7 separate regions of the Homo sapiens genome follow, and regions 2, 3, 4, 5, 6 and 7 are each linked to region 1. A link is a contact called in ENCODE Hi-C or POLR2A ChIA-PET data. All regions are on one chromosome and are shown on one strand. The core of a region is the stretch at or near the end of the contact, and the rest is flanking DNA. Distances in the headings are between cores, read along the strand shown.

Evidence for each region. A loop is a pair of places that touch in the nucleus more often than their neighbours do. ChIA-PET counts read pairs that join two places held with the same protein, here RNA polymerase II (POLR2A). Pooled maps may share reads with other maps.
Region 2: a map of B cell shows a loop between it and region 1 (9-fold over the local background). The contact joins the promoter of ADSL here to the promoter of RANGAP1 in region 1. A Hi-C loop is called at or near these places in 1 of 168 maps with a recorded cell type or tissue (B cell) and 1 of 50 pooled maps. POLR2A ChIA-PET finds 5 or more read pairs at or near these places in 1 of 52 experiments (T-cell).
Region 3: a map of B cell shows a loop between it and region 1 (34-fold over the local background). The contact joins the promoter of SMDT1 here to the promoter of RANGAP1 in region 1. A Hi-C loop is called at or near these places in 3 of 168 maps with a recorded cell type or tissue (B cell, gastrocnemius medialis and naive thymus-derived CD4-positive, alpha-beta T cell) and 6 of 50 pooled maps.
Region 4: a pooled map shows a loop between it and region 1 (23-fold over the local background). The contact joins the promoter of CENPM here to the promoter of RANGAP1 in region 1. A Hi-C loop is called at or near these places in 1 of 37 single-sample maps with no recorded cell type and 9 of 50 pooled maps. POLR2A ChIA-PET finds 5 or more read pairs at or near these places in 1 of 52 experiments (H1).
Region 5: a map of naive thymus-derived CD4-positive, alpha-beta T cell shows a loop between it and region 1 (12-fold over the local background). The contact joins the promoter of MRTFA here to the promoter of RANGAP1 in region 1. A Hi-C loop is called at or near these places in 1 of 168 maps with a recorded cell type or tissue (naive thymus-derived CD4-positive, alpha-beta T cell), 1 of 37 single-sample maps with no recorded cell type and 11 of 50 pooled maps. POLR2A ChIA-PET finds 5 or more read pairs at or near these places in 2 of 52 experiments (GM10248 and activated CD4-positive, alpha-beta memory T cell).
Region 6: a pooled map shows a loop between it and region 1 (9-fold over the local background). The contact joins the enhancer-like site here to the promoter of RANGAP1 in region 1. A Hi-C loop is called at or near these places in 7 of 50 pooled maps. POLR2A ChIA-PET finds 5 or more read pairs at or near these places in 2 of 52 experiments (activated CD4-positive, alpha-beta T cell and activated T-cell).
Region 7: a loop to region 1 is called in a pooled map, with 12 times the contacts of the local background. The contact joins the promoter of SREBF2 here to the promoter of RANGAP1 in region 1. A Hi-C loop is called at or near these places in 1 of 37 single-sample maps with no recorded cell type and 6 of 50 pooled maps. POLR2A ChIA-PET finds 5 or more read pairs at or near these places in 3 of 52 experiments (A673, CD4-positive, alpha-beta T cell and WTC11).

What each region holds. Positions count from the first base shown.
Region 1 is chr22:41,284,685-41,287,572 of GRCh38, reverse strand. RANGAP1 (Ran GTPase activating protein 1) reads left to right here and starts at 1,386. Exons shown (of 16, transcript NM_002883.4): 1 at 1,386-1,587. RefSeq lists enhancers at 494-543, 864-933, 964-1,183, 1,614-1,683.
Region 2 is chr22:40,345,049-40,347,936 of GRCh38, reverse strand. It overlaps ADSL (adenylosuccinate lyase), which reads right to left and starts at 1,437. Exons shown (of 13, transcript NM_000026.4): 1 at 1,226-1,437. The coding sequence starts at 1,378. RefSeq lists enhancers at 382-894, 895-1,408, 1,409-1,922 and a silencer at 1,095-1,184.
Region 3 is chr22:42,078,272-42,081,159 of GRCh38, reverse strand. SMDT1 (single-pass membrane protein with aspartate rich tail 1) reads right to left here and starts at 1,460. Exons shown (of 3, transcript NM_033318.5): 1 at 1,206-1,460. The coding sequence starts at 1,391. It overlaps PHETA2 (PH domain containing endocytic trafficking adaptor 2), which reads right to left. Exons shown (of 3, transcript NM_001002034.3): 3 at 1,722-2,888. RefSeq lists an enhancer at 943-1,715 and a silencer at 1,741-2,035.
Region 4 is chr22:41,945,756-41,948,643 of GRCh38, reverse strand. CENPM (centromere protein M) reads left to right here and starts at 1,492. Exons shown (of 6, transcript NM_024053.5): 1 at 1,492-1,624; 2 at 2,148-2,227; 3 at 2,639-2,731. The coding sequence starts at 1,568. It also overlaps a transcript of SMIM45 not described here. RefSeq lists an enhancer at 1,479-1,688.
Region 5 is chr22:40,635,194-40,638,081 of GRCh38, reverse strand. It overlaps MRTFA (myocardin related transcription factor A), which reads left to right and starts at 1,363. Exons shown (of 15, transcript NM_020831.6): 1 at 1,363-1,604. RefSeq lists enhancers at 1-289, 1,029-1,338 and a silencer at 1,599-1,908.
Region 6 is chr22:41,860,827-41,863,714 of GRCh38, reverse strand. The region is part of intron 1 of SREBF2 (sterol regulatory element binding transcription factor 2); the gene reads right to left. Among named protein-coding and RNA genes, the nearest start is that of SREBF2-AS1, 28 kb to the right of the region's middle. RefSeq lists an enhancer at 564-1,064. Within about 2 kb of position 1,459, at least 11 of the 41 ENCODE cell types and tissues checked have a DNase peak (open chromatin) inside an H3K27ac peak, as active enhancers do.
Region 7 is chr22:41,831,597-41,834,484 of GRCh38, reverse strand. It overlaps SREBF2 (sterol regulatory element binding transcription factor 2), which reads right to left and starts at 1,380. Exons shown (of 19, transcript NM_004599.4): 1 at 1,127-1,380. The coding sequence starts at 1,214. It overlaps CCDC134 (coiled-coil domain containing 134), which reads right to left. Exons shown (of 7, transcript NM_024821.5): 7 at 2,321-2,888. It overlaps SREBF2-AS1 (SREBF2 antisense RNA 1), which reads left to right. Exons shown (of 2, transcript NR_157279.2): 1 at 1-42; 2 at 505-2,888. RefSeq lists silencers at 687-1,076, 1,137-1,476 and enhancers at 1,255-1,911, 1,517-2,026, 2,853-2,888.

The sequences.
Region 1 (2,888 bases), core at 137-2,636:
CTCCTGCCTCAGGCCCTTAGCTGAGACTACAGGCTTGCACCATCACGTCCAACTAATTTTTGTATTTTTTGTCGAGACAGGGTTTGACCATGTTGCCCAGGCTGGTCTCACACTCTCTCGCCTATAATCCCAACACTTTGGGAGGCCAAGATGGGCAACAAGAGTGAAACTCCATCTCAAAAAAAAAAAACAAAAAAAAAACGCTGTTTGTGTTTTTATGCTTAAATTCACACCTACAGAAAAGTTGCAAAAATGTTCAAAGAACTCCCATATTCTTCAACCAGATTAACTGATTAACATTTTGCCACATTTGTGTCTCTGCTTTCTCTATGTATATGTATAGGTATATTTCTTTTAACCATAAAGGTTGCAGACATCATGTCCTTTTTGTCCCTAATTATTTCAGCATTTTTTTCCAAGAACAAGGGCAGTCTCTTACATAACCCTGTACCATAATCAAAATTAATAAATTTAACATTGATACAATACTATTATCTAATATAGTCAAGTTTTGCTGTTTCAGTATTGTCCTTTATAGCAATCCCCACCCAGGATCCGATCCAGGACCATGTCTTGCATTCAGTTGTCTTTTTCGTTTCCTGTAATCGGCAACAGTTCCTCAGTTTTTCTTTGTCTTACATAATACAGACATTTCCGGAAGGGTACAGATCAGTTATTCTGTACCATGTCCCTCAGCTTGGGTTTCTCATGATTAGACTAAGGTCATGCATTATAGACCGGACGGTGACGCCGTGTTTTTCTCAGTGCATCACACAGAAAGCGTGCGATGAATGTCAGCTTGTCCTGCTGTTGATGTTAACGTGGCCGTTCAAGTGGTGTCTGCGGAGCTTCTCTACGATAGTTACTATTTCCCCTTTTTAATTATCAGGTAATTTGTGCATATTTATGTGGAAGCCTTCGAATGCCCTTTCAGTTTCATGGGACGGAAAAGAGTCTTTTCTTTCGGGAAATGGATACCTGTGTCTTGCCCAAGAGACCCAGCAGCCAGCAGTACCTGTTATCAACAAAGTTACGCGAACAAAACCTTTCCGGAAGAGCTGAGGGACCTGGGTGCAACGCATTCTGGGAATTGTAGTCTCTGGGCGCTCCCGGCTGAACACCTCCCTGCGGTCTCTGCGAGAAAGAGCCAGAAGCCACCAGGGGAGGGCGAAGAGGAGGGCGGTGGAGGACGCTCTGCGCGCGGTGCGCCATGGGACGGGTAGTTCGCGGTGCGCGCCCCATCGCGCTCCCAGATGGGGAACCGGACTACTCTACCCGAGAGGCCGCGCGAGCGGGGCGAGGGCAAGCCGGCCGGGGCCTCGAACAAATCAAATCGAAGCAAAGAAACTGCCGGCTTTCAAAATCCTCCTCCTCCGCCATCATCCGCCGCGGTGCGGAGAGCAGGTGGTGCTGGAAGCGCGTGAGGCCGGGAGCTCGAGAGAGCTAACAGACTAGCCGGCTGGACATCTGGACCGCTGGATCCGGAGGTGGCGACCCCGGCCTGACCCGGACCCTAAATCCGTCCCCGCCCCAGAGGGCGGAGGCGCGCGCTCGATTCCCCCCACGCGGCGGCGCCGCCTGTTTACGGTAGAGTCAGGGTCCCTTTCCTTTCCCCGTCACCTGCCTGGAACAGGGGTGCGGGGCGAGGAGGGCGTGGCGCCCGTGTGCGCCTTCTGCCTGCCCCCTCGGCCTTCTTCACTTAGCCTTCGACGGCCGAGCGCCCCAGGGGTGGCGGTGGGAGTGGGGTTGTTGAGCGGCGCTGGCTCCTTTCACAAATGGGGAAACTGAGGCTTAAAGGGCGTCTGACTCGCCAGAGCAGCTCAGCCTGCAGCTGCTAGCAGTGGCGTCTCATATTAGCATTGTTGTCAACCGGAGGCGGTGCGAGTCCGCCGGGGATTCCAGATGGGGCTCCTGCGCCGCCCGCCTATCATTTGCGGCCTGTATTCGCGCGTCGCTCCCGCAGAGCCACCTCCCAGCAGGCCCACGCCCGCGGGGGCCCCGGGCTGGCGCCGCTGTCCCTGGAATCGATGTGAGTCACTGCTGACGCTTTGCAGGAGCATGCATCTCACCTCAGAAAGTCTCTGACGTTGCTGCGGAGCGGGGAGAGGATGTTTCTCTATTAGCCCTTTGCTTTTGCTCTGGCGCTGATCCTTTGCTGACCTTGGACAAATCAATTTACGTTTCTGTGCTCCAGTTTCTTGGTTTATAAAGTGAGTGTGGAGGGGTGCATCTCTGTCTCGCTCTCTCTTGGACTGAGGAATGGGCCCCCGTTCAGCTGAGAAGTTCTGTCCCTATTCTATCTGGAGGCTTCACCACCACCTTTTACCCTCAAATTGTCCCATCTCAGAACTGCAAGAGATGCTGGGGTTTCAGGTTAATTTTTTTGTTGGTTTTTCTTTAAATTTTTTTATCTTTTTAGAGACGGTCTCCTTCTGTCACCCAGGCTGGAGTGTAGTGGAACGATCACCGCTGAACTGCAGCGTCGGCTTCCTGGGCTCAAGCGATCCTCCCACCTCAACCTCCCAAGTCATGGGGACTACAGATGCCATCACACCTGGCTAATTTTTAAATTTTTCTGTGGAGACAGGGTCTCATTCTGTTGCCCAGGCTTGTCTCGAACCCTGGTCTAAAGTGATCTTCCCGCCTAGCCTCCCAAAATGTTGGAATTACAGGTGTGAGTTATTGCACTGGGCTGGTTTCTGGTTAATTTATTTTTTGAAACAGGGTCTCCAGAAGTACAGCAGCAAGATCTCAGCTCACTGTAGCCTCCACCTACGGGGCTCAAGTGATCCTCCCACCTTACATCCCAGGTAGCTGGGACTGCAGGCACCTGCCACCACACCCAGCTAGTTTTTGTATTTTTAGTGGAGACAGGGTTTCGGCATACT
Region 2 (2,888 bases), core at 188-2,687, 940 kb after region 1:
GAATAGAATATCAGATGAAATAGAAAGAGTACACACTAGTACATCACAAACCACAACACATGATTAAGGTCTACTACTATCGCTATCTACGCCAAGAGTTTATTAAGTTGATGCTTCATTCTTCCATCTGTAAAACAGGTACAGTCATAGTATTTCATACCTACTCTTCAGGGTTGTTTGGAGGATTAATAAGCAACCATGTGTAAAGGGTTAAGACCTGGGTCTCAGAAGGCACTATCTGAATGTCTGCTATTATTGTAGTGTATCGCCCAATATTTTGGAGGGCAGTGATAAGGGGAGGGAGGGAATCTAGAATGAAAGTTTCCTGTTTGGAGAGTTCCATGGTACAGGTCCTAGGCCCGAAGTCAAATTGTTTCCATGTTTACTGTGCCGTTTGAGAGGGCATTGCCAACTTGCTCGTTGTGGCACTTTCCTCTGAAACTTGAGGAGAAACATTATCGCTCTCTGGATCACCTTCAGTTTGCTTCAACTCTTCTGGAGCTATTTCTGAAACCGCTGGGCTAAGAAGTTCTCTATGCAGCCCTTAGAAAAGAAATTATAAACCCCGTTTAATAAACCCCTACCCGGAGTCTTCTCCTAAGAGGCAAAGCGGAGGCCAGTGAGGCAGAAACGGTGGCCTAGAAAACAAGCATTCCAGTCCTGTCACTAACTACACAGGCACTGTGGAAAACCAAGGGGCTACGTGCTCAGCTCAGGCTCTGGAGTGCACCCAGGTTCAAATCCCAGTTCCGTTCTTAATAGCTGGATGGGCTAGGGCAAACAACAAGCTGTCCGGGCTTTGTTCTCCCCTGCAATGTGGGAAAAACACCATCAAGCCTGCAAGATCTTCATGGATTACACAAGAAAAGATTAGTGAAATAATGAGCACAACAGTACGAAACAAGCGCTCGGTGTCTGTGGTTAGCAGCGTACTCCTGCGGGGATGGCCAAAATGAATTCCCTGAAACTACAGGCTGAATTTCTCCCAGCCTCCTCCGCGTCTCGAACCCTCTCGGACTGAGAACACGTGAGGCAACAGGTGGCGGCTCCCGGATCTCCTGCCCTTGCTTTCCTGGGGCCGCAGCTCCTCAGGACAGGGAACACCCAGCTGAAAATAGCCGGGCCGCAGCTCCGGGGTGGCTAAGCCCAGCCCGGAACAGAGCCCGGCACGTGCTGGGGCGGGCCCGTCCCTCCCGGCCCAGCCCCTCAGCCCGGGATCCGTTACCTGCTCGGCCTCCGCCAGCCACAGCCACAGCTGCCGCCATGTCCGGAATTTATACCTGTCGCTAAACACGAAGCACATCTCCGGGCTGGCATAGCGGGAGGCAAGAGGTGAGCGGTAGCTGTCGGGCGAACCATGATCGCCTCCAGCCGCCATCCCAACCCTGCGACCCCGCCAGGGTGGACTGGACCAGGGAAGAGCGGAAGCGGAAACCTGGAGGCCAGGGCAGGACGGGGCGGGGCGGGACTTCCTTCACGCGGTCTCGCTCTCTGGGTTCCGGGCGCCCTGGGCGCTGCCGGCTGCGGAGAATCTCCGCTGCTTCTGCCTGAGAATTGACTTGGTTCGCTTCTTTGACCAGAAACATGATTGATGCTTCCTACGTTACTTAGCCGCGCTACACTTTAGTTTTCCTGTCTGAAAAGAGGTACATTAAGACTTCCTTGGCCGGGCGCGGTGGCTCACGCTTGTAATCCCAGCACTGTGGGGGCCCCAGACCGGAGGATCGCTTGAGGCCGACAGATCGAGACCAGCCTGGGCAACACAGGGAGACCCTCCCGTCTCTAAAAAACAAAAAGCAAAAAAAAAAAAAAAAAAAAAGGCCTGCCTTTCGGGTTGTGCGGATTCAGTGTTAGAGCGGTGTCTGGCACACTTGGAAGGCCGTGTGTACGCTTGCTGTTACTCTTATTACTGTCGCCCCACCCACTCCTGCCCGCGGCGCACCGAGCTCGGCTCTAAGGAGAAATGAAGATACCCAAGGGAAATCGGCATTTACTGCGCCCCCAGTGAGCCGGCTGCGGTGGCCTACGCCTGTAATCCCAGCACTTCGGGAGGTCGAGGCAGGCAGATTTCCTGAGCTTAGGAGTTTGAGACCAGCCTGGGCAACACGTGAAACCCTGTCTCTACTAAAATACAAAAAATTAGTCGGGCATGGCGGCCTGTACCTGTAGTCTCAGCTACTTGTGAGGCTGAGACAGGAGAATTTCTTGAACCCGGAAGGCGGAGGTTGCAGTGAGCCAAGATCGCGCCACTGCACTCCAGCCTGGGCGACAGAGCGAGACTCCGTCTCCAAAAAATAAAAGAATTAAATAAATAAATAGAAATAGAAACACTCAAGTGGCCCCCCCCCTTTTTTTTTTTTTTGACAGGGTCTTGCTATGTTGTTCAGTCTGGAGTGCCAGTGGGGTGATCACACAGGAAAGGGTTCATCTGGAGCTGTAAGAGCCAGGTGTCTCAGCTGGGCACGGTGACTCACGCCTATAATCTCAGCACTTTGGAGGCTGAGCTGGGCAGATCGCTTGAGTCCAGGAGTTGGAGACCAGCCTGAGCAACATGATGAAACACTGTCTCTACAAAAAATACAAAAATTAACTGGGTATGGTGGTGTGCACCTGTAGTCCCAGCTACTTGGGAGGCTGAGGTGGGAGAATCACTTGAGCCCAGGATGTTGAGGCTGCAGTAAGCCATGATTTTGCCACTACAGCTTAGGCAACAGTGAGACCCTGTCTCAAAAACAAAACAAACGAAAAGAGCCGGGTGCCTGCACCCTCTCCACCTGCACTTAACTCCTAGCTCTCTGCCTTTTACGTGAGGAATCTAAAGACACTCAAGCCAGGTGTGGTGGCTCACGCCTGTAATCCCAACACTTTGAGAGGCCGAGGCGGGAAGA
Region 3 (2,888 bases), core at 211-2,710, 790 kb before region 1:
TGACTGTTATGGCCATCAAAATGGACGAAAAGTCCACTGGAAAGAAAAGTCTAAGGCACCCTAGACATCTAAAGTTAGGACACAGCCTGCTAATTACTTTAAATCCCTACAGGCAATCGGGTGCACCAGTACTAGGAGGGCCAGACTACGGTGAGCTCTGCCTGAACACGAAATACACGAAAACCGATGACAGAAAGATGTACAGTGAAGGGATATTCTACACAGTTCACTAAGTAACAGGTTCCCTGATGCCTGAGAAATTTGATTTAAAAATTTTAGAAACAGATGTATTTGAAAGTGGGCATGTATTTACACTCAAAGACTTTAGATGGATTGGGAGAATGTCAGTAAAATCTCAGCAACATTTCTCTCGTATTCCTAGAATTAAAAAAATTTTTTTTTCAACTGTTTTGATAAGGCAGGTCTTTCCCAACATGGACCTACAGTCAATTGTGTGAGTTAGCATAGGCTAGACTAGCTTTAAGAGAATTTGTTTTTTTAACTCCCACACCACACAGCCCTGCAGTCGTAAAGCAAACTTTCGCTTGATATAAGGGACTGTTTCCGTTTTCCCTAGAAAAACTCAAGCATGTGATAGCGTTCAGTGTTGGAAAAAGACAGGACCTGGTGGGGACGGTACCAGGAAGAAACCCGGATGCTGCGTCCTCAGCGCTGGCCTTGGATACGAGCTTCACCGCTCTAGCCCGATTCTTCATTTGAAAACCCGTGATTGTAATAATTCCCTGCACATCTATCAGGACTGTAAATCACATGAATTAAATATTAGGTGACAACTAATAAAAAGATGAGGCCCGTCCCACGTACCCTTTATTTACAGAGTCCTTTCAAAATTCATATTTCATCCCATAAACTAGGAGACAGGCAGGGCAGAGATTACAGGACTGCTCTAAGCTAGAAGCACACGGCCTAGTCTTCTGACTCCAGAGGAGCAGAGCACCGCACCTCTCAGGACAAGCTAATGTAAAAGGCCAACTTCCTCAGCGTTTGCCCCCCATCTTCTGTCTACCTACCATTTTCTACACACCTGTCAAAATTAGCAACTCATTAGCGTATTCTTGGTCCGCCTTCCAGTCTACGGTAATCGTTATGATTGGCCTTGGCTCCTATCAATCAGCGCCGCCCTCACGCACTCCCCACAATGATTGGCCTCAGCCCCTTCGCCCCGTCTCCAGGAGGACACTCACTTTCACCGGTTTGGGCAAAATGGCGCCGCTGCGGGTAACGATGACTGACCTCGACGGTACCAGGCTCCGGCCTGAGCCGCTCCATGCGGCGGAGACATCGCCATCTTTCCTCAAGCTAGGCCCGCTCCGGAGAGCCCCGGACCTGACGGGTGCCAATACTAGCCAGCGAGCCGCTCCGGACGCCATGCCCCCAGCTCCGCCCCTCACCCGGGCACCCGCACCCCACCGCCCAGCCCTCGTGCCGCCCTCGGGAAGAAAGCCGCCCGAAGCCTCGCGAGAGTTTGAGGAGTACACGAGAAGCCCAGCCCTCCCACTCGCGCAGTGCCGGCGGCTCCTGGGGCGGCGGGAGGGAGGTGTTTGTCACTGGCCGGCATGGTGGCGTCACGAGAGTGGCGGCGCAGCCCCGGCTCCCTCAGTCCGCGTCCTGCTGGGCGTGGCCGCGGTCTTGGGTCCGCCCGGCCGTCAGAACAGGCCTCAGCGGCCGGTTGTGGAAATAAACCCAGGGAGCGGAAGGAGTAATAACGAAAAAGCTTTACTAGTGTTTTAACCGTGTACAAAACACTGTAGCAATAAGAGAAAGGCCCGTGCTATCTGTGTTTAAACAAAATGCAGTGGCTGCGGGGCTTCCAGGCAGGGCTGGGGAACAGGCCGGGCGCCCGCCTTGGGCGCATCTCCGCCTCTTAGGGGTAAGAGGCTCAGAGCCTACCCCTTAGGCCTAGTTGGATGCGGGTCGGTCCTGCCCAAGGCCCCAGTGAGGGGAGCCGAGGCTAGGAAGGGGCAAGTTTTATGTGTTTGGGAGGGGGTGTCTCTTCCCGGCCTCTGCGTCTTCCCCCTGGAGCGTCAGTATGGTCAGGCTCTGGTGACCCAGCCGCTTTGCCTCCCGACTTTGGGAAGAGTAGCAAGGAGAGGTCCTGGCAAGTACACCCTGGGTGACAAACGGCTATGAGAGTTCCCAGGTGATTTCTCGAGCAGCTTCAGTTTACCGGAGCCCAGCCAGGAGAGAGAATTTTAGCACAGGAAACGCAATCCCGTGTCCAAGCTCCTAGAATACCCAGGACTGAGAACCAAAGCAACAGACTTTTCCCAGGGAGCCACACTGCCTCCCCACCTCTTCTTTAACCCCTCACTTGGCAGCTCCAGGAGTTGGCTGCTGAAGACAGAGTACAGGAGGGCATTTCGTTGACGTAAAAAAGCTACAAGCCCCTTCCGGGGCAAGGTCCAGCACCATCTGTTAACAGGGCAGCCAGGGAGAAAGGATGGGACCCCAGCACTCTGAGCAGAATAAATCTCTCTTCACTGGCCGAAGACCCTCTGCCTCAAAGGGCCCTACCCAGACTGCTGAGTGAGGATCCCATCCCCAATCTTCCCACCCCTCTCAGGAAGAGCTGGGTCCCAGAAACTCCTATGACACAATAAATCCACTTTCTCTGACAGTGTCAGAGCTTCAAGCCGATACTGCAGCCTACCTCGGATTTAAGTGCACAGGAGACTCCCCAGGTTGGAAATTATGGCTCTAGAGCCCGGTGTGTAGGCCAAAGGTATGGCAAGCCTGTGACAGTCTCGGGTGACATTCCCCACTTCCTTCATTTCATTAACATCCCCTGGGAGGGGGCAGTCAGGCCAGTGCAGTCAGGAGATTGGGGTCTTGCTCTGTGGCTGCTAAGTCTCCTTCCTTCTCTGGAC
Region 4 (2,888 bases), core at 243-2,742, 660 kb before region 1:
TTCAGCTTACTTTATTTTCTTGTCATAGTGCCTACTACTGCTTGACTTTCAGGAAGTCCTCTCCACACCCCATGCCATGAGGAATGAAAGCCGTATCTGTGCTGAGGGCAGTGGCTCTATGGGGCCATTTACGTCCTGATCTTTCTGAGCAAGACACAGTTAGTTTAGTCTGCAGTAAGAAGGATTTAGGCTAGACAGTGTCTCTGCTCTCCCAGTTATTACAACAATGAACACACTGTTATCATTGTCTATCCCACCCCCATCAAACTAAGTTAATCAATAATGTCTGATTCAACTGACTTCCTAGGGTAGGGCATTGGGTCTGGGCATAGGAAATGATGAATGAATGACTGCTGAGAATGAATGGATGAATGTAATCCATCCATTCACTCAACAAATATTTATTAACTACGATGTACCAGGGACTTTTAGAGTGCTGGACATACAAAGTGACAAAGTCTCTAACCTCTTGTTTCTTACATTTTAGATGTAGAGACAGTGAACAAGTTATTATATAACTGTTGGCAGAACCAGTTTGCTATGGGCCCTGAGCGTCCCTGCATGTTCTTGCTGGGTATGTCAAGAAAGCAAGACCCTGACAGCTCTGTACTCAGGCTGTGTTTGCAGCAAGGAACCTTGAAAGATGAGGTAAAGTCTCCCATTGGACAAAGAACAGCATGCTTACCACTCACTGTAAAAGCAGTCAATTGGCAGGGCCTGCTGGTGTGCAGCGGTAGTCCCAGCTACTCAGGAGGCTGAAGCAGGAGGGCTGCTTGAGGCCAGGAGTTTACGACCCACCTGGGCAACATGGCCAGATCCCCATGGTGGCACTTGCCTGTAGTTCCAGCTACTCAGGAGGCTAAGCCAGGAAGATGACTTGAGCCCAGGAGTTTGAAGCTGTAGTGAGCTATGATCGTGTCACTATAGTCCAGCCTGGGCAACAAAGTGACGCTCCAAAAAAAAAAAAAAAAAAAGGGCCAGGCACGGTGGCTCACGTCTGTAATCTCAGCACTCACTTTGGGAGGCCGAGGCGGGATCACTTGAGGCCAGGAGTTTGAGACCGGCCTGGGCAACTTGGAGAAACCCCGTCTCTACTAAAAATAAAAAAATAAGTCGGGCGTGGTGACGCGCGCCCGTAGTCCCAGCTCCTTGGGAGGCTGAGGCAGGAGAATCGCTTAAACTCGGGAGGCAGAAGTTGCAGTGAGCCGAGATTGCGCGCATTGCACTCCAGCCTGGGCCACAAAGCGAGACTCTGTCTCAAAAAAAAAAAAAAAAAGTACTGTGTATGAGCATGAATGAATGAAAGTGAACAAAGGAATCACTAAAAACCTGCTTACTGTGGAGCGTGGAACCAAAGGCCTGTCCACCACGTGTTCCACGGGTAGCGCTGGAACGCCCCTCAGAAAAGGAGATAAAGGTTCGGTTCCTTTAAGAGGCCCCGTCCCGTCCCGCGAAGCCCCGCCTATAAGGAGGCACGTGCCCCCAGGCCGCGCTCTAGGGGCTGGACTCAGGGCGGTTTGAAAGATCGGCGCGCACCGCAGGAGCAACGGTTGGTCCTGCGGCTGTGATGTCGGTGTTGAGGCCCCTGGACAAGCTGCCCGGCCTGAACACGGCCACCATCTTGGTAGGTGCAGGCGGCCCTGCTTCCCCCGCCGGTTTTTCCTCCTGGGCGGTGCTTCAGCCACTAGGTCAACTGAGCTCTCTGAGGCGCCAAGCCAGCGCGCGCTACCGTGGCGGGGGCGGGGAATAGGCGGAGAGCCATGCTCTGAACCAATTGGAGTAGCCGCTCTCTGAGGTTGAGGGACGCACCCACCAATAGGTGCTCGGCGGACCCTTTCCCAGCTTCTGATTGGCGAGTTCCCGCGCCTGGAATTGGTTTTCCCGCGTCTGGGGGTCTGGCCTCCTGGAGAGGCCGGCGGTGGGAGCGAGGGTCGGGTAGTAGAGAGTGCGGTGCCCACAGGCCTGCAGCGGGTCCAAACCTCAGGCCCCCAGCCCGTGCCGCTTCGCGGGGTCCACTTCTCGGGAAATGTCCTCCGAGCCGCCTGCTGGCGGTGTCCCGATCCCCCCGGGAGTGGGTCGAAGGGCCAGGCCCTCCCCAGGGGGTGCTGTGCCTAGGGCTCGACTGTCCGCTCTCTCTCCCTGCGCAGCTGGTGGGCACGGAGGATGCTCTTCTGCAGCAGCTGGCGGACTCGATGCTCAAAGAGGACTGCGCCTCCGAGCTGAAGGTGTAAGTAGCCGCGGCTGTGGCCTGGGCCCACGTGTCTCTCACTCCAGAGGGATTCGGTCCTAGCTGCTAAACTCCGAAGCCCAGCGCCCCCTCCTCTGAGGCTGGTCCTTCTCCCAGCATGCAGCGTAGCTGGCTAGTCCCATGCCGTCTTATATCCCAACCTCCCCTTGCCGAGGTGGTGACTAAACAGAGCCCGTTTCTGGCAGAGGGAATCAGACAGGAGTAATCTGAATAGGACCGGACCTGTCCTGCCTCTGTGCTGGCCCAAGGAGTCGTGGCCACAAGAGCCTCGGGTGGCTAGGATGAGGTGGGGAGCCCTTGACGGCCTCTTTCCACATGAAGGGCAGCATTTAAACGGTCGCTATGAGGGGGGTACGGATATCTTGAGTCCTGCAATTTCCTGTTTTTCAGCCACTTGGCAAAGTCCCTCCCTTTGCCCTCCAGTGTGAATCGGCCCCGAATTGACCTGATCGTGTTTGTGGTTAATCTTCACAGCAAATACAGGTGAGAGCCAGAGGAAGGGGCAGTCAGGGCTCAGGCAGGCCTGGCTCAGGACTGTGCTGAGACGGTGACCTAACTTGTGATGGGAAGTGGTGAGGATGGGAGAGGCTGGCTGAGGTCAATCTGTAAGGTGAGGAGAGAGGAGCCAGTGGTCAGTGCA
Region 5 (2,888 bases), core at 114-2,613, 650 kb after region 1:
CCTTTTCAGTCTTTGCATCTTCACGCGGGTCCGCCCCAAACCTAGAAGAACGCCCCTGACCACTTCTTCTTCTATCTACTGTTACTCCTTCCTCTGACTCTGGTGACCCCATCCCGGAAGCCTTCCGGAAAGCGCTTCCCCCTTTTCCACCCCATCGAGTTGGGGTTATTTCTCCTTTTCTGGGCTCTCTCCCATTGCTGGGGAGGAAGGCGGATACGAAGGGCCTGCATGACCGCAGCTGTCATCACAGTGGGCCTGGCTTACCTTGTTGCTCTCTCCCCTTTCGCCTTTCTCCTTTCTCCCTGTTGCAGTCATGGACTTCACTCATAATACATATACATATACATATACATATACATATACATATACATATACACATACACATACACATACACATACACATACACATACACATACATATACATGTTTTTAAATCGGGCAGCCACCCGCTCCCCGCCCTCAGCCCGGAATAGGTTCAGAGAGGTGCCCGGGTTCACTTGCGGAGCGTGTGGCCTCTGCGCCTAACGCGCGCCCCTTCACTACACGAATGGGTGCGGGCAAGGGTATAGGATTTTAGAATTCCAAGAGTTGTCGGGGGTCATCCCGTGGAATCCTCTTTTTTGCAGATGCTCTTCCTGGAGCCTTCCGATGCAAGCTCTTGGGCTCACGCAGCCCTTTTCCTCTTCTAAGCCCAGAGCGCTTTCGCTGCTGCTGATCTCCACGGCCTCGGCAGATAGGGAGGGGCAGGCAGGTGTCAGCGTCCTCCCTTTCACCGTTGGGGAAACTGACTCAGAGAAACAAGGCGACGGGCCTCGGCGGGGCGGGACCGTAACGGGAATTCAAGGCTCCAGGCCAGAGCGGAATTTATTGTGTCTCGTTTTGGGAAGCGTGAATGTGAAATGATCGACTTCGGAGCCCCAGGCGGAGACCCTTCAGTCCCCGACAAGAATCGGGATGGGGTCTGGGATTAATGCAGTAATTACTCGCGCCTGGGCATTGACCCCTTGGCAACTTCGCAAGATCCGGCAGGGTCCACCGCCCTTCCCTTCACAGGGTGACCACAGGGCTGCGGCCTCTTTAAGGCCCAGAGCTCCGCCCCCGGCTCGTCGCCAACCCCCTCGCCGCAGCTCAGCCAGTTCCAGACTTTCCTCAGAGATGAGGTCATCTCCCCGTTGCCCATTGGCTGCGCCGTGCCGTCAGTCACAGGAAGTCAGGCCGCCGTTTTCGCCTTCTTCATGCCGCTTCCTTCTCCGCCCGCCCTTTAGTCCGCCGATCACGACCCCGATCAGGCCTCTGATTGGCTAGCGCCGCCGTCACTTCTCCAGCGGACAGTCTTCAGGACGGGAGGCGGGCGTGGTGGGCGGGCCCGCAGCTTCCGTGGCTGAGAGGAGCCGGCGGCGGCAGTGTCTGTGGTGGCCGCGGCGGCGAGAGCGACGGTCCCATCTTTCCCACCCTCTTGGTTGCCGCTGGCCACACGCCCTCCGCTGGCGGCGACTTCTCAGCTCCGTGCGCCCGGGCTGGACAGTGAGCCTCGAGAGGAGACGCGGGCGGCTAGAGCCGGAGTGGGGCGAGCCGCGGAACCCGGCCGGGAGCCGCGCGAGGCGGTGAGTGAGAGTCCGGGTTGGGGACCCCTCCCCCACCGCGGCCTCGCCCCGCCTGGAGCATCCTTTTTCCCCCCCGACCCTGCTGCGCGCGTCCTCGGGGGGTCGGGCGAGGCGGCCCTCGCGTCCCCTGCCCTCTTCTTGCCGGCCTTCTGCCCCTGCCCTCGGGGCCGGAGTCGCAGAGCGGCGGTCACTGTGCCGGGGCTGGGACCCGGGCCGGGCCGGGCGGGCGGGCGCGGTCGTGCACCTGTGCACTGCCTGGCAGGGCTGTGCTGCGCGGGGCGGGGAGGCACGGAGGTCCTCGCCCTCGCTTCTCCCGGGATGTGTTTTGATTGCAGGGACGGGGTGTCGGCCGCTTTCTCTGGGGTCTTGTGCAGACCTTCAGGATCCAAGTGCAGTCCTTGGGATTCCCAGGCAAGGAGGCTCAGCTGGACTTGTTGGTGCCAGTATAGCAAACCTGAATGCTGCCAGGTGTACAGGGCTCTGCAAATCTGAAACTTGATGGCCAAGAACTTTACCTCCTAAGAAAGCGTCTGTCAGGACGCTGATGCAGTCCACCCTCCCCGCTTCGGGTACCTTTGATACTCCATAGTGCCTAGGGCTGGACCTTTTGAGTCGACTCCCAAACCTGCCACTTGCTAGCTGTGTAATCTTGTGCCTTGGTTTCCTCGTCTGAAAAATGAGGATAATAGCACCAATCGCATACGGTTGTTTGTTGTAAGTGTCGAATGAAATAATTCACGTGAAGCGTTTGACACAGTGCTTGGCCCATAGTAAGGGCCCAAGAAATGTTTGCTTTTGGGATGTTGAGAATGCCTGGTTTGCCTGTGTGCCTTTAAGCACTAGCCCAGCTTGGCATTGTCAAGATTTCTCTCTGTTGTCTCCCTGTTATGCAGCATAACGAAAGGGCAGTTGAATGGTTAACTTGCTTGCCAGCCTCTGTTTGGCATGAAGTGTGTGTATATACAGGAATGTGGAATACATCACTTAAATATAATAATGGAATTACCCCATGCTTCGTATGTTTTTACATAGTTTTAAACTCATAAGACGTCTGGAATGTCCCCGAGTTGCAAGTTTTTGAGATCTTTTCAGGGTCCTTTCTACATCAAGCCGAAGCCTGTAACGTTAAGACTTATTGTCAGTAAGAAGTTAGACCTACATGTTTTACTTCAGAAGACCCCCAAAACTCCAAATGTCACTTACGCAGTTTTACTGTTGAAAAGCAGTCATCTCCCGGGGGTGAGGTGGTACAGCCAGCTGGCCCACAGCCCTATGACTGCAGGG
Region 6 (2,888 bases), core at 210-2,709, 580 kb before region 1:
GTGGTATTATTTACCAACATCTTGACACTAAGCTCTGTCCTCACTCAGCCTTGTGCGAGGGAGAAATGGGCAGATTGCTACAGATATTGCAGCTTGTACTAACCAATTCCAATTCCGTGACATGATTAAACTGAGAAATGTCCTCAAATTCAGTACATTTAAACAAAACATAATTTAGTGCTGACACACTCCAAGTACAAGATTATAAAATGCTTTAAGAAAATGACTAAGAGAAATCTAAGAATTTGTTGAACCTTTTAGAATTCCCCCAAAATCCCAACTCTGTAAGAAATCAATACAGAGGGCTGTAACACAGAGCCAGAAGAATATCACACACTGGCCGACAGTTTCCATCCATGGAAAGCTAAGGAGGGCAGAAGGCCAGGGTGGCCTCATAGATGCGCACAGGCTTTGGTGGTAGTCAGGCCTAGGTGTGAGTCTCTGGAGGCCCACCTAATCAGTGGTGTGAGCGTGGGCAAGATACTTCTCTTTAAGCCTTGGTTTCCTCACTACAAAAGGCTGCTTTGAAAATACACACTTGGCCTCTTTGCCCTGAGGATTAATAAGATAATTTATCCGAAGTGCTTGGTGAAGGGTAGACCCTTATGCAGGTCAATGTTGGCGGTACTTCCAGAGCACCCACTACACAGGCATGTGGGTGCACTGATCTCATTTTGTCAAGTACTCTTGAAACCCTTTTGTGGGAAAGATATGGGCTGGTGTGGTGAAGTAACCTACACAGGTCAGAAAGCTTAGTTCACGAAGCGTAAGAGTGTGTAGGCAGATGGAATGAGACTACTTAAATTAAAATAAAAAAGTCCCTTTCAACCCACACACAAAAAGCTCCAGTGGAGCCATCTCCAGTCAGCCGGGCAGCCGGGTACTGGGCTGAGTGGCACAGAGGGGCTGTTAAGATGAACATCTGCAGAAAGGAGTGATGGGAAGCTCCAGAAGGGCACGCAGAGCCTCTCCAGGACCCCATCTGGTCTGCGGTGCCAGGAAAGAGGAGGCCTGGAGAACCAGGGTGTAGTTGTGCTTTGTAACTGTGAGCTACACCCATGGGAATGTCCTAATGGCTCCTCACTGTTCCCTGCTCTGATCATTCACATTCTGTGATTACACAGGCTGTCATTTCCACAGAGAGCCATGAAACTCAGAAAAGGGAGGCCCGGGAGAAGGCGAGTTTTATGGAGCTTTGAAAATGAAGCTCCAGTTCCTACGGCAGGCCACAAAGCTCAGGGCCAGAGACAGGCCTCCCACGAGCTAGGCTGGCACGCTCAAGCTCATCTCACTCCCCTGCTCCTGTTTTTAGCTGCTTTGTAAACTTATAGCTAAGTTGCTTAACAAAGTAGGTGAGGCCCCAGGAAACTGTATCTGGGTTCTGGTCTCTAAAAGCAAATAACCAAAATTAGAGGTTCCTGTTATCATCCGTGCATTGCAAGCAGCCCCATGACTCACAAAGAGACCCTGAGTTCACATGAACTTTATGGAGCTTGTGGCTTGGAGGTAACATAAATATCACTTTGCTCAGCTCAGCCTTCAGCATCTACCTGAGAATGAGGTAACCTGAAATCTGGTTAAATTAATTCTGGTCAAGAATAAAGAATGTGAAGCCTCCAAATAGGGTTACAGTTTCTCCAAATTACAGATTCAGTCAATAATCCTTTAACAGGTATTTGTTACCCAGCCCTATTAGGGGCTGGGAAACCTAGTTTACAAAGGTCATTTATTCTTATATTTTGTATTTATTATGCACCTTGTGTTAGACAATGTTTTTAATAATTTTTTTTTTTTTTGAGACAAAGTCTCGCTCTGTTGCCCAGGCGTGCAGTGGTGCAATCTCGGCTCACTGCAACCTCCACCTCCTGGGTTCAAGTGATTCTTCTGCCTCAGCCTCCCAAGTAGCTGGGGCTACAGGCACACACCACCACGCCCTGCTAATTTTTGTATTTTTAGTAGAGACAGGGTTTCACCATGTTGGCCAGGCTGGTCTCGAACTCCTGACCTCAGATGATCCGCCTACCTCGGCCTCTCAAAGTGCTAGGATTACAGGTGTGAGCCACTGCGCCTGGCCCTGTTTTTAATAATTTGTTAAAATCATAAAAGTAATATATTCACTAAAGAAAAATTTAGAAAGCATATAAATGAAAAGAACAAAAATAAAAATCATCCAGCAGTTCCACTATTCTTGAGTCATCCATTGTCAATTTTTTTTTTTTTAAATGGAGTCTTACTCAGTTGCCCAGGCTAGAGTGCAGTGGCATGATCTTGGCTCACCACAACCTCCACATCCCAGGTTCAAGCAATTCTCCTGCCTCAGCCTCCCGGTGTAATCCCACTGAGTAGGTGGGATTACAGGTGCGTGCCACCATGCCCAGCTAATTTTTGTATTTTTAGTAGAGAGGGGGTTTCACCACAATGGACAGGCTCGTCTCGAACTGCTGACCTTGTGATCCACCTGCCTCGGCCTCCCAAAGTGCTGGGATTACAGGCGTGAGCCACAGCGCCCGGCCCATTGTCAATGTTTTAATGTGTGCCCTTCCAGATTTCTTCCTCTACAAGGCTTGCTTGCACACTTAAGCATGCACATGCATGCAAATTGTTTTACAAAAATGAGATCACACTGAACATGCTACTTTGCACCCTGTTCCCTTTGGTTAATAAATATGAAGAACATTCAGTGTCAACCATTACAGACGTAACATCATCCTTTTCAGAGTCCCACGGTATCATTCTGTGTGCCATTGTACTGTACCAGTGTATTAAAATTTGTTTAACTTAATGATGAAAAATTGCTTTAAATTTTTCAGCCTTATCTTTTTTTTTTATTTTTTTGAGACAGGGTCTTGCTCTCTTGCCCAGGCTGGAAGGCAGTGGTGGGGCTCAAT
Region 7 (2,888 bases), core at 131-2,630, 550 kb before region 1:
GAAAAGTACAATGCACCTGTGTTTCTGCCTAAGCTCTCTAAGGTGAGTGGCCTTAGATAAGTCAACATCTCCTGGCCTCGGCTTCTTTAATTACCGTATTAAAATAGAGGTAATAAGAGTATCTCACAGGATTGTTGTGAGGAAGAAGTGAAATAATACAAAGCATTTTGGGGCCTAAACATAAGAGTGCAACTATCCAGTTAATAAGATTACTAGCCTAGTCAACTGGACTCTTTCTTGAAAGGAGGGGTATAAAAAAACCAATACTGGCCAAGGAACTGCAAGAACTAGGCTCTAACCAGCTGGGTGACCTTGAGCAAGCCGCTGACCCTCTCCAAATCGTTGTTCCCGTGGTCGCAAAATTAGTATTTTAAGAGTGGATCCCTGGGCTCCTACCAGCTCTTCCACTCCGCTGTTAAGGCGCTGGAACAAAGGCCACCCGCTCCCCAGCCCGTACCCGAGGGGCCACAACTCAAAATTTCTTCTGCTCAATTCCCCTTGCAGCGTGACAGCAGGAGCGCCCGGGTCTCCATCCCGGAGAGATGTGTCCACACTCCGCCGCCACTGCTCTCTTCATCAGCAACTTGCTTCTGCAGTCGCTGCCCAAAGTTTCGCGGAGCACCCGGCGACCTGGCCGTCGGTCAATCCTGAGAAGCCCAGGGATTCGGGGCGCGGAGACTGGGGGCTGGGCCCCGGGAATCCCAAAGACGTCCCCGCGGCCAGGAAGGGAGTGACAGGTGCGACGCGCGGTCGCGGGCGGCGGGAGAGCGGACCACGGAAACCGCGTGTGGGCGCGCGAGGGAGGCGGCGGCCACGCGCTCTCCTTAGGCCGCTCCCTGAGACGCCCCCGCGACGTCCCTAGCCCCGCGCTCTGGAACCCGCGACCCTCGCGCCGCTTTCGGCCCCGCGGCGCCCCAGATCCCACGGCCTCCCGGAGCGGCGCAGCTGGGTCGGGCTCACGCTCGCAGCGCCGGAAGGGTTGAGGACCGCCGGGGGCACCGTGCGCACGGGGTTCTTCCCGCGCGAACCGGGGCTGTCGGGGGGTGGGCGCACGCGCACCCGGGCGCGCCGCCGTAACCCCTTCCTCCCCGCGCGGCCCCCGCACTCCCACCCACCCACCACTCACCGTCGATGTCTCCCAGGGTCAGCTCGTCGCCCAGCTCCGTGAGGGTCTCCATGGTCTCCAGACCACCCAGCTCGCCGCTGTCGTCCATCGCCCGGCTCAGCGCAGAAGCCCCCCCTGCCGTCCCGCTCAGGGAGACGCGGGGGCGGTGCCGTCGCCACCGCCCATGACACCCGACAACCCCCGCCCGGCACCGCCTCACCGACGGGTGCCACCCGCCGCCATGTTTGCGTTGCGCCCGGGCGCCGCACAGAAAGGGCGGGGCGGGATTCCCCCGCCCCAGCCCGCGCCCCCTGCGGCCCCGCCTCCAGGCCGCGCGCCCCCCTGTTTGTTGTCAATGGGACCAGGCTCATCTCAGCCAATGGGCGAGCGAAGCGGTGCGTGGGGTGATGGCGCGTCATCGATCAGCAGCTCAGATTTGCATAGTGAGGTCCCTCCCCCCGCGGCCTCGGAGCGAATGCCTGGAGTAGCCGTCCGGTCATCATCTTAACCTTCTCCGCCTTGTTTAAAGGAGCCGCTGCCTTCTCCGTTGGATCTGCGCCACACGCAAGTCCGTCCACTGGCCTGGGAGTGAAGGGTTAACAGGCCACCCTCCACCTGCGACCGCTGGCCGCCTCCAGGCCTGGCTGGGAGCACATTACGTCATCTTCCCAGCTGCCTACCCCCGCCCTGCCCGCCTGAGAAAGCCAGCGGAGTCAAACCTGGACCCCAGCGCTCGGGACGGGAGTCCGGGTCATCCAAGTCCCGCTTCTCCCAGCCTCCTTACAAAGGCGGGCACGGAGGCTTGACAAGGTTGCAGATTGTCCCAGGGCGGTCAGGATTTTACGTCTTCTGCTTTGCACCCGCCGTGACCTCGCGCTTACTCCAGTGGTCCTCAATCTCTGGCACCTCGGAACCACTGAGGACCTGAAAACCACGCCAGTGCCCAGGCCCACCGACGGCCTCCTGAGAGGGGGGCCCCGGGCACGAGTTTTTTGAAAAAGTTCCACCGGGATTCTGAAGTGCAGCCCACCCACTCCTTCAAGCACCTCACTGCCCCATCTTGCAGCTGGTCGTGTTGTAAACTTCTAGGAATTTATCCAAAGGAATAAAAATTACAAGTGCTTAAAGAAGTGCTGTAACTAGGAAGAAGTGAGAATAAGGAAATGAATATGTAAATTACATCCACACGATGGAATACCATGGGATCATTAAAAATTACGCACACAAATGTATATTTATTAGCAAGAAAAGGCGTTCACAATATATTGATAAAAGGGAAAAGTTGAAGTTTCCTGCCAGTTTGTGAGAGGCAGCTGTTGCTTAGTGATCAATAATTAAGAACACACAGGCTGTGTGGAGGCAGACACATGGATCCACTAATTCACTGTGACCTTGGGTTAATTGTTCTAAGCCTCAGTTTAGTCATCTCTAAAATGGGGATAAAATAGCATCCCTCATAGCTGTGGTTAAGTGAGATTATTTGCACATTCAATTGACAATATTTATTGAACATCTCTGTGGCAGGGAAACAAATGGTTCCTGCCCTCTGAGAGCTTCCAGTCTAGCAAAAAAAAAAATCAGAAATCCCACACCCGTATTAAACATAAAAATAAATTACAGATGATGGTACAAGTGATCAAGGAAAGGTAATGGATGTGATGAAACTAACAAGGGCCCTGACTTGTGCTGTCAAGAAGCCTCTGAAGAAGTGACATTTAAGATGAAACCTAAAATTATGAGAGAACTGCAGCTGTTACAGCCAAAGGGGAAATGATGACATGGA